Linked DNA regions of Homo sapiens: region 1 is linked to region 2. Evidence: read pairs that join two places in POLR2A ChIA-PET (ENCODE). Cell type or tissue: MCF 10A. All regions are shown on one strand. Each heading gives the region's core, and the rest is flanking DNA. Links, peaks and the distances in the headings are about the cores only.

What was found. Peaks named below come from ENCODE experiments on the same cell type or tissue, not always from the same donor. Only the 100,000 strongest peaks of a DNase experiment are listed, where the experiment ranks them.
Region 1: POLR2A ChIA-PET joins it to region 2 with 5 read pairs; 2 of 35 experiments call an interaction of 5 or more read pairs at or near these places.

What each region holds. Positions count from the first base shown.
Region 1 is chr2:82,648,152-82,653,541 of GRCh38, reverse strand. No RefSeq gene overlaps it. Among named protein-coding and RNA genes, the nearest start is that of LINC01809, 870 kb to the left of the region's middle. In MCF 10A, for the core only: no CTCF peak of the experiment used is centred there; a DNase peak (open chromatin) is centred at 3,311.
Region 2 is chr2:82,448,200-82,453,589 of GRCh38, reverse strand. No RefSeq gene overlaps it. Among named protein-coding and RNA genes, the nearest start is that of LINC01815, 980 kb to the right of the region's middle. In MCF 10A, for the core only: no CTCF peak of the experiment used is centred there; no DNase peak of the experiment used is centred there.

The DNA of each region.
Region 1 (5,390 bases), core at 308-5,307, 200 kb before region 2:
TGGAAATAATTTACCCTCAATTATTGTTAGGTATTTTTCTGAGAAAAAAAAATCAATGAAAAAAGAGAATAGCCAATAGTACTAGTGCCTTAATTTTAAAATAGTCTTAAAAGATAGAGCTTTGTCCTGGATGTTATAATATGACTTTTGTTGTAATTCATTTTAAATGAACTGTCTGCTCTCTATGTACATAGGGTGGCTTAATCTGACTTTAGAAACAATGTTTTGCAGAAGAATTTACCCAGAAGTTTCAAATGTCAGTTTCTAGTGTGAGTTCCACCTTGTTGATTAAAAATTTTAAACTTAATCCCAACTTCTATTTTTTCTTACTCATAGTTATCTTTAAATTATTTAGTGGTTTTTACTTTCCATGAAAAAATAGAGTTGTTTGTGTGTGTGCGTGTTATGTTCACTGCTGTATGACCTGCTATCAAAAATAAAGCTTGGCATATGAAAATAATTTAATATATATATTTTAAGTTAATAAATCACCTCATTATTAACATAAAGATCAGGAAGTAATGTTGCAGTAGTTTTTAGAGATCATGCTAGCAATCCTGTCAATATCAAGTAACTTTTTTTTCAAAAAACCTTTTTCTCTTCACTGTAAAAACATATGACTATTTTATGTGTGCAAATTCCACCTGGAATTACATTTATTTTGCTGTTCTATTCTGGATGTAAGAGCTTCATTTTGTTTCATATCAATTTCTTTATTTCACATTGTAGAAGACAAAGTATATTGCACACTAGTGAAATATATTTTGGAATGAGCAAGGTGGTACATTTTCCAATCAGCCAAATTATGGGGAGCTAACACTTGGAGCTACAGTAAAAGGCTGCTGTAGCTTTTTGTTGAAAATGTTGATTTAGAGTAACATTATACCTCACACACTTGGAGAATATAGTCAGAAAAAATCATGTGCCTACAAGCAAACAATGAAGAGACTGGTTGTAAAAGGGCAAAATCAATTTATTTCTAGGAAAACTGATTAAAAATATTCTGTGGAGGATTTTGATAAAATGCAAATGTTATCAAGCAAAATGCAGACTGAAGGACAGTTTTGCCATGGGAGGCAAACTAGTAATAACTAAGTTCAATAAATTATTGGGTTGAGAACCTGTATTGTTTACTACTTTTGTGTGGGAGCTATAGTTTACTCTCTCTCTCTCTCTCTCTCTCTCTCTCTCTCTGTAAAACTCTCTGTAAATATTTATATACAGACATACCTCATTTTATTGCACTCCACTTTATTGTGCTTTGCAGATATTGCATTAGTTACAAATTGAAGTTTTGTGGCAATGCTGCATCAAGCAACTCTATCAGTGCCATTTTTTTCTAATAGCATGTGCTTATTTCATGTCTCTGTGTCACATTTTGGTAATTTGTATTGGATCTGTTATGGTGATTTGTGATCAATGATTTTTCATGTTACTCTTGTAATTGTTTTGTAACACCACAAACCATATAGGATGATAAGTTGAATCAATGTTGTGTGTGTTCTAACTGCTCCACCAACCATGTGTCTCACTGTCTCTCTCCCTTTCCTCAGGCTTTCCTGTTGCCTGAGATGTAAAAATATTGAAATTATATCAATTAACAACCATGCAATGGCCACTAGTGTTGAAGTGAAAGGAAGAGCCTCATGGCTCTCATTTTAAATCAAAACCCAGAAATGATTAAGCTTAGTGAGGAAGTTATGTAGAAAGCAGAGACAGCTCCAAAGCTAGGTCTCTTGCACCAGTTAGCCAAGTTGCAAAAGCAAAGAAAAACTTATTAAGGGAGATTAATAGTACTACTCCAGTTAACACACAAATTATAAGAAAACAAAATAGCTTTACTACTTATAGTGAGAAGGTTTTAGTGGTCTGGATGGAAGATCAAACCAGCGACAACATTCTCTTAAGCCAAAACCTAATCCAGAGCAAGGCACTAATTTTTTCAATCCTATGAAGTCTGAGAGTGGTGAGAAAGCTATAGAAGAAAAGTTTAAAGCCAGCAGAAGTTGGTTTATGAAGTTTGAGGAAATAATGCATCTCTATAATATAAAAGTGCAAGATGAGGCAGCAGGTGCTGATGTAGAAATGCAGCAGGTTATCCAAAAGATCTAGCTAGGGCAATTGATCAAGGTGACTACACTAAACAACAGATTTTCAGTGTAGACAACACAACCTTTTATTGGAAAAAGAAGTCATCTAGGACTTCCATAGCTGTAGAGGAAAAAAACAATGCTTGGCTTCAAAGCTTCACAGAGAGAGGCTTCAAATCTTCTCTTGTTAGTGGCTAATGAAGCTGGAGACAGTAAATTGAAGCCAATGATCATTTACTATTCTAAAAATTCTAGGGGCCTTAAGGATTATTTGAAATCTACTCAGCCTGTGCTCTATAAATAGAATAATAAAGCTTGGACGACAACACATCTGTTTATAGCATGCTTTACTGAATAATTTAAGCCCAGTTTTGAGACCTAGTGCTCAGTAAAAAAGATGCATTTCGATGTATTATTGCACATTGACAATGCACCTAGTCACTCAAGATTGTGCTGATAGAGACGTACAAGGAGATTAATACTGTTTTCATGCCTGCTAGTGAAATGTCCATTATATATTCCATGGATCAAGAACTAATTTTGACTTTCAAGTCTTATTTCTTAAGAAATGTGTTTTGTAAGCCTATAGTTGCCATAGATAGTGATGTATCTGATTGATCTGGAAAAGTTAATTGAAAATCTTTGGGGAAAGGATTTACCATTTTGGATGTCATTAAGAACATGTGTGATCCATGGGCAGAGAGGTTAATAATAGTTTGGAAGAAGTTGATATCAACTCTCATGGATGACTTTGAGGGATTCAAGACTTCAGTGGAAGAAGTAACTGCAGATCTGGTGGAAATAGCAAGAAAATTATAATTAGAAACGAACTTGGGATGTGACTGAGTTGCTGCAATCTCATGATAAAGCTTGGGCAGATGAGGAGTTGCTTTTGATGGATTAGCAGAGAAAGTGGTTTCAAAATATACTCCTGGTGAAGATGATCTGAACATTGTTGAAATGACATCAAAGAATTTAGAATAGTACATAAACTTAGTTGATGATAAAGCAGTGGCAGGATTTGAGAAGATTGACTCCAAGTTTGAAAGACATTTTACTCTGGATAAAAAGCTATCAAACAACATCTCATAGTACAGAGAAATCTCTACTACTCTTTCTTTTGTGAAAGGCAGAGAAAAATCAGTCAATGCAGCAAATTCATTGTTGTCTTTTCTTAAGAAATTGTCACAACTGCCCTAAACTTTAGCAACCACCATCTTGATGAGTCAGCAGCCATCAACACTGAGGCAATACCTTCTGCAAGTGAAAAGATTATGACTCATTAAAAGCTTAGATGATAGCATATTTCGGTAATTAAGAATTTATTTTTATTTTTGTTGCTGCTTTTTTTTTTTTGTGGTAGGGTCTCACTTTGTCACTGCAGGCTCGACCTTCCAGCATCAAGTGATTCTCCCACCTCAGCCTCCACAATAGCTGGGACCACAGGAATGTACCACCACACCAAGTTAATTTTTTTATTTGTAGAGATGAGGTCTCCCTACGTTGTCTAGGCTGTTCTCAAACTCCTGGCCAAAGCAATCTTTCCACTTCAGCCACCCAAATATTGGGATTATAGGCATAGCCCCCATGCCCAGCCCAAGCATTTTTATTTATTTATTTTTGTTATGTATGAAAAGTCTTTATTTTACCCTTTAAAAATTCTATTTTTAACAGCTGTAATGAGGTATAACTCATATACTATATAATTCACCCATTTAAAGTGTACAATTCAGTGATTTTTTAGGATATTTAAAGAGTTGTGTAACCATCACCACAACCAGCTTTAGAACAGTTTTATTACCCCCCAAAGAAACCCCATATCCATTATCAGTCACTCCCTTATTCCTTGCAACCTTTCCTAGGTCTAGAAAACCACTAATCTATATTCTGCCTCAATAGGTTTGCTTATTCTGGAAATTCTGTATAAATGGAATTATTCAATATACAGTCTTTTGTAACTGGCTTTCACTTAGCATTCTTATTTAAAGATTCATCGAGGTTTTCACTCAAGCCTGGGCGACAGAGCAAGATTCTGTCTCAAAAAAAAAAAAAAAAAAAAGATTCATCCAGGTTTTAGCATGTATCATTTCTTTTTTTATGACTGAATAATATTCCATCATATGGCTATGTCACATTTTGTTTATCCCTTACTCAGTTTCAGTTGATGGGTATTTGGGGTGTTTCTACTTTTTATTTGTTTTGAATAATGCTGCTATGGACATCTGTGTAGAAATTTTTGAATGAATGTATTTTTAAAATTTTATCTTGATTATATATCTAAGACTGGAATTGCTAGATCGTTATCATAACTATTTATTCATTTTTATTTTGAAAGGTATTTTTACTGGGCATAAAATTCTAGGTTGAAAGTTTTATTTTACTTTTAGTATCTTAAATAGGTTTCTCCACTGTCTCCTTGCTTGCATTATTTTTTTCCTGACTTGAAAACTCCCATTATTCTTATCTGTCTTCCCCTCTCTTTTTTTCTCTGGATGCATTTAAGATTTTCTTCTTTTCACTAGTTTTAATTAATTTAATTTCATGTTCCTCATGTATCTTTCTTCATGTTTCTTGTGCTTGGAACTTGTTGAGTTTCTTGAATCTATGGACTTTTATTTTTCATCATAATTTAAAATGTTTTTGCTGTTATATTTTAAGATATTTTTTCTACCCTTCCTTTTCTCCTTTAGGGGACTCCAATTACTCATGTTTTAGGTTGTTTGGAGTTTTTCCACAGCTTACTGAGTCTGTTTATTTTTAGCCTTTTTTAATTACTTTGTCTTCTAGTTTACCAAACATTTCTTCTGTAATTCTAATTTGCTGTGAATCCATCTAGCATATTTTACATGGATTATAGTTTTCATCTCTAGAAGACCAATAATTTCTTCTTTGTATCTTCCTGCTTATTTTTTTCTTTAGTTTCTTGAACATATTTAAAATAGTTATAATTGTTTTATTGTCTTTGTGTACTTTCTCCGTGTCAGTTATGGTCCAGTTTCTATTGATTAGATTCTGTCCTCTGCAAGGCTGTATTTTCTCGTCTCTTCTTGTGTCTGACCATCTGGTAATTTTTGTTTAAACGCCAGACATTTTATTCCCATTTTTGCTTTGTTTTTCTTCAACTTTTATATTAAATTATGGAGTGCACATGGGGATGTGCAGGTTTGTTACATAGGTAAACATGTGTCATGGTGGTTTGCTGCACAGATCAACCCATCACCTAGGTATTAAGCCCAGCATCCATTAGCTATTCTTTATGATGTCCTCCCTCTCCCCACCCCCTCTGACAGGCACCAGTGT
Region 2 (5,390 bases), core at 248-5,247:
ATGTCTATTCAAATATTTTGCCCAATTTTTAGAATATGAACAGACACTTCTCAAAATAAGACATTTATGCAGCCAATAAACATATGGAAGAAAGTTCAACATCACTGATCATCAAAGAAATGCAAATCAAATCCACAATGAGATGCCATCTCACGCCTGTCAGAATGGAAATTATTAAAAAGTCAGGAAACAATAGATGTTGGTGAGGCTGTGGAGAAATAGGAATGCTTTTACACTATTGGTGGGAATTTAAATTATTTCAACCATTGTGGAAGACAGTATGGCAATTCCTCAAGGATCTAGAACCAGAAATACCATTTGACTCAGCAATCCCATAACTGGGTATATACCCAAAGCAATATAAATCATTCTACTATAAAGACACATGCACACTTATGTTTATTGCAGTACTATTTAGAAAAGCAAAGACATGGAACGAACCCAAATGCCAATCAATGACAGACTGGATAAAGAAATGTGGTACATATACATCATGGAATACAATGTAGCCATAAGAAGGAATGAGACTGTTTGCTTTGCAGGGACATGGATGAAGCTGGAAGCCATCATCCTCAGCAAACTAACACAGGAACAGAAAACCAAACACCACATGCTGTCACTCCTAAGTGGGAGGTGAATATTGAGAACACATGGACACAGACAGGGGAACAACACACAGTATGGCCTATTGGGGGGTTGGGGAGTGAGGGGAGGGAACTTAAATGATGGGTCAATAGATAAGCAAACTACCATGGGATGATTATACCTACGTAAAAAACATGCACATTCTGCACATGTATCCCCCCCTTTTTTTTAAGAAAAGTGAAGAAAAAAAAAGAAATAGAAAAAAACATTTTTCCCATTTTTTGATCTGATCATTAGATTTTTTCCTACAGAGTTGTTTGAGCTCCTCATATATTCTGGTTATTAATCTCTTGTCAGATGGTTAACTCGCAAATATTTTCTCCCATTCAGTGAGTTGTCTCTTCACTTTGAGGACTGTTTCATTTGTTGTGCAGAAGCTCTTTACTTGATGTTCCCATTTGTTCATTTTTGCTTTAGTTACCTGTGCTTGTGGAGTATTGCTCAAGAAATTTTTGACCAGATTAATGTCCTGAAGACTTTCCCCTATGTTTTGTTGTAATAGTTTCAGTTTGAGGACTTAGGTTTGTCTTTAATCCATTCTGAATTGATTTTTATATACAGCAAGCGATAGGAGTCTAGTTTCATTATTCTTCATGTGAATATCCAGTTTTCTCAGCATCATTTATTGAAGAGACTGTCTTTTCCCTGGTGTATGTTTTCAGCACCTTTATCAAAAATGAGTTCATTAGTAGGTGGTGTATTTGTTTCTCAGTTCTCTATTCTGTTCCATTGGTCTATATGTCTGTTTTTATGGCCAGTAGCATGCAGTTTTTATTACTGTAACTTTGTAGTATGATTTGAAGATAGCTACTGTGATTCCTCCAGTTATTTATTTGTTTATTTATTTTTCCTTAGGATACCTTTGGCTATTCTGGGTCTATGCCATTCCATACATGTTTTATAAAGAATGTCATTTGTATTTTGATAGGGATTGCATTGAATCTGTAGATTACTTTGCTAATATGGACAGTTTAACAATATTGATTCTTTAATGCCATGAAAATGAATTTTTTTTACACTTTTTGGTGTCCTCTTCAATTTCTTTCATCAACTTTTATTTGTTTAGTTTTTAGTGTAGAGTTCTTCCACTTCTTTGGTTAAGTTAATCCCTAGGTGTTCCATTTTATTTGTGACTATTGTAACTGAATTGCTTTTAAAATTTCTTTTTCAGATTATTCACTGTTGGCATATAGAAATGCTGTTAAATTTTTATGGTGACTTGTATTCTGCAACTTTACTAAATTTTGTTTATCAGTTCTAATAGTATTTTTTTTTCTTCTGTGGAGTCTTTAGATTTTTCCAAATGTAAGATCATATTACTTAATTTGACTTATTCCATTTCAACTTGGATGTCCTTTATTTCTTTGTGTTATCTGATTGCTCTAGCTAGGACTTACAGCTAGAACAATGTTATGTTGAATAACAGAGGTGAAAGTGGGGATCCTTTTCAAGTTCTGGATCTTAGAGAAAAGGCTTTCAGGTTTTCCCTATGCAGTGTGATAATAGCCGTGAGTCTGTCATATATGGCTTTTATTATGTTGAGGTATGTTTCTTCTATACGCAGTTTTTTAAGAGTTTTCATCATGAAGGGATGCTGAATTTTACCAAATGGTTTTCCAACATCAATTGAAATGATCATACGGTTTTTTTTTTTTATTTTTCATTCTGTTGCCATGATGCATCACATTAATTGATCTGCATATGTTGAACCATCCTTGCATCCCAGGGATAAATCTCACTTGGTCATGATGAATGATCTTTTTAACAAATTGTTGAATTAGGTGTGCTAGTATTTTTTTGAGAATTTTTGCATCAATATTCATCAGAGATATTGGCCTGTAGTTTTCTTTTTCTTTTTCTCTCTCTTTTTTTTAAATTTATTAATGTTTCTTTGGTTTTGGTATCTGGGTAATACTGGCCTTACAGAATGAGTTTGGAAGTATTCCATCCTCCTCTATTCTTTGAAATCATTTGAGTAGGATTGGTATTAGTTCTTTAAATGTTTGATAGAATTCAGCAGTGAAGCCATCAGGTCCATGGCTTTACTGTGAGGCTTTTTATTACAGCTTAGATCTCATTACTTGTTATTGGTCTGTTCAGGTTTTGGATTTCTTCCTGATTCAATCTTATTAGGTTGCATGTGTCTAGGAATTTGTGTTTTGGTTTTCCTAGATTTTCCAATTTATTGGCATATAGTTGCTTATAATAGCTACTAATAATTCTTTAAATTTCTGCAATATCAGTTGTAATGTCTCCTTTTTCATTTCTGTTTTTATTTCTTTGTGTCTTCTATCCTTTTTGCTTAGTCTGCCTAAAAGTTTGTTAATATTATGTATCTTTTCAGAAAGTCAACTTTTTGTTGCATTGATCATTTGTATTGTTCTCTTAATTTCAAATTCGTTTATCTCTTCCCTGATATTTATTATTTATTTTCTTTTACTAATTTTGGGTTTGGTTTGCTCTTGCTCTTCTAGTTCTTTAAGATGCATCATTAAATTGTTTAAGTTTTCCCTTTTTATGTAGGCACTTGTAGCTATAAGCTGTCCTTTTAGTACTGCTTTTTCTGGATCCCATAATTTTGGGTATGTTGTGTTTGCATTATTATGTGTTTCAAGAAAATTTTCAGTTTCCTTCTTAATTTCTTCATTGACTCACTAGTCAATCAGGAGCATGTTAATGTCCATGTTGTTGGTATAGGATCAAAAATTCCTCTGTTATTGATTTCTAGTTTTATTCCATTTTATGATCAGAGAAGATGCTTAATGTTATTTCAGTTTTTTTGAACATTTTAAGACTTGTTTGTGACCTACCATATGATCTATCCTTGAGAATGATCTATGTGCTGAGGAAAAGCATGTGTATTCTGCAGCTGTTGCATAAAATATTTTCTAAATGTCTATTATATCCATTTGGTCTATAGTGCAGATTAAGTCTGTTTTTTTTTTGCTGAGTTTCTGTCTGGAAGATCTGCTGAAAGTGGGGTGTTGAAGTCTCCAGCTATTATTGCATTGAGGCCTAGCTCTCTCTCTTTGGCTCTCATATTTGCTTTATATATATGTGTGCTCCAGGATTGGGTACATATATATTTAAAATTGTTATATCCTCTTGGTAAGCTGACCCCTTTATCATTATTTAGCGACCTTCTTTGTCTCTTCTTAGATTTTGTCTTGAAATCTGCTTTTTAAAAGTATAGTTACTCCTGCTGTTTTTCGGTTTCCATTGGCATGAAGTATCTTTTCCCATTTGTTTATTTTCAGTCTATGTGTGTTTTTGTAGGTAAAGTGTGTTCTTTTGTGGGCAACAGACGAATGTGTATTATTTGTTATCCATTAAGACACTCTGTCTTTTGATTGGAGAGTTTAGTTCATTTTTATTCAATTTTATTATTGATAAGTAAAAACTTACTCCTAACATTTTGTTACATGCTTACTGGGTGTTTTTAATGGTCTTCTCTTCGTTCTTTCTTTTCTTTCTATCTTCCTTTAGTGAAGGCGATTTTCTGTGGTGATATGATTTAGTTTCTTACTTTTTATTTTTTCATGTATCCATTGTATTGTTGTTGCTGTTGTTGTTATTCTGAGTTTACCATGAGGTTTGCCAACTGTTTTGTCTTTTTTTCCTCTTCTATCTTATGGATTTCCATTTTAATCTTTATAATTGCATTTCCTCCTCTTACTTGGTCTTTCCTTTTTTCTTCTTTTTTCTAGGATCTTAAGATGAAAGCTGCAGTGATTGATTTGAAACTCTTCTCCATTTTTATTATTCACTTTAGTGTAATAAATTTTCCTTTACTGCTTTAGGAGCATCTCACAAATTGTTAATTATTGTGTTTTGCTTTCATTCAGTTCAAAGTAAACTTTAGTTTTTATTTATACTTCAACTGATTTTTTAAGTATGCTACTTAGTTTTTAACTATTTGGGGATTCTCCAGATATCTGTTGTTTTTGTTACTGACTTCTAATTACTTTATATACAACTTGAACCACTTTAAATATGTTAAGACTAGTTTTATGTCCAATATATGCTCTATATTTATCTTTTATGCTGTTGAAAAAAAGGATGTATACTATCCTGTAATTCAGCACACACACACACGCACACACACACACTCACACACACACACACCATTTCCAGTATTCTTCAATGCTTTGTGTAGGTCAATATTTCTTTCTAGTGTGGGTCTTACTTCTGCCTGACAGATATCCTTAAATATTTATTATAGTGGCAAGTTGCTAGTGACTAATTCCTTCAGCTTTTGACTCTGTTATAAAGTTGTTATATTCCCTTTGATTTTGAATAATAGATCTCTCATGTATACATGGGAGAATGCATGTGAATTCCAAATTCACACACACACATTCCATCAGTACACTGTGCCCCCATCTGCACTGCTCTATTGAGTAATGTGTCATTGCTCTCATCTTTGTTCTTTTCCTTTTTTGTTTTCTTTCTCTGGCTGCTTTTGAGATTTTTTTATTTTTCATTCGTTTTGAACAATTACATTATGATGTGCCTTGCTTTAGTCTTCTTCATGTTTCTTGTGCCTGGAGTCTGCTTCGGTTCTTGGATTTTTGGATTTAAATTTGTATTTACTTTGGAAAAATCGTAACCATTATTTCTCTAAATATTTTATGTTCCCCTTATTCCTTCAGGAACTATTTTGCACATATATTTATAGGATATTGCTTATAGCTAATCAATAATATGTTCATTTTCTATGTTGTTCGTGTGCACTTTTCATTTTG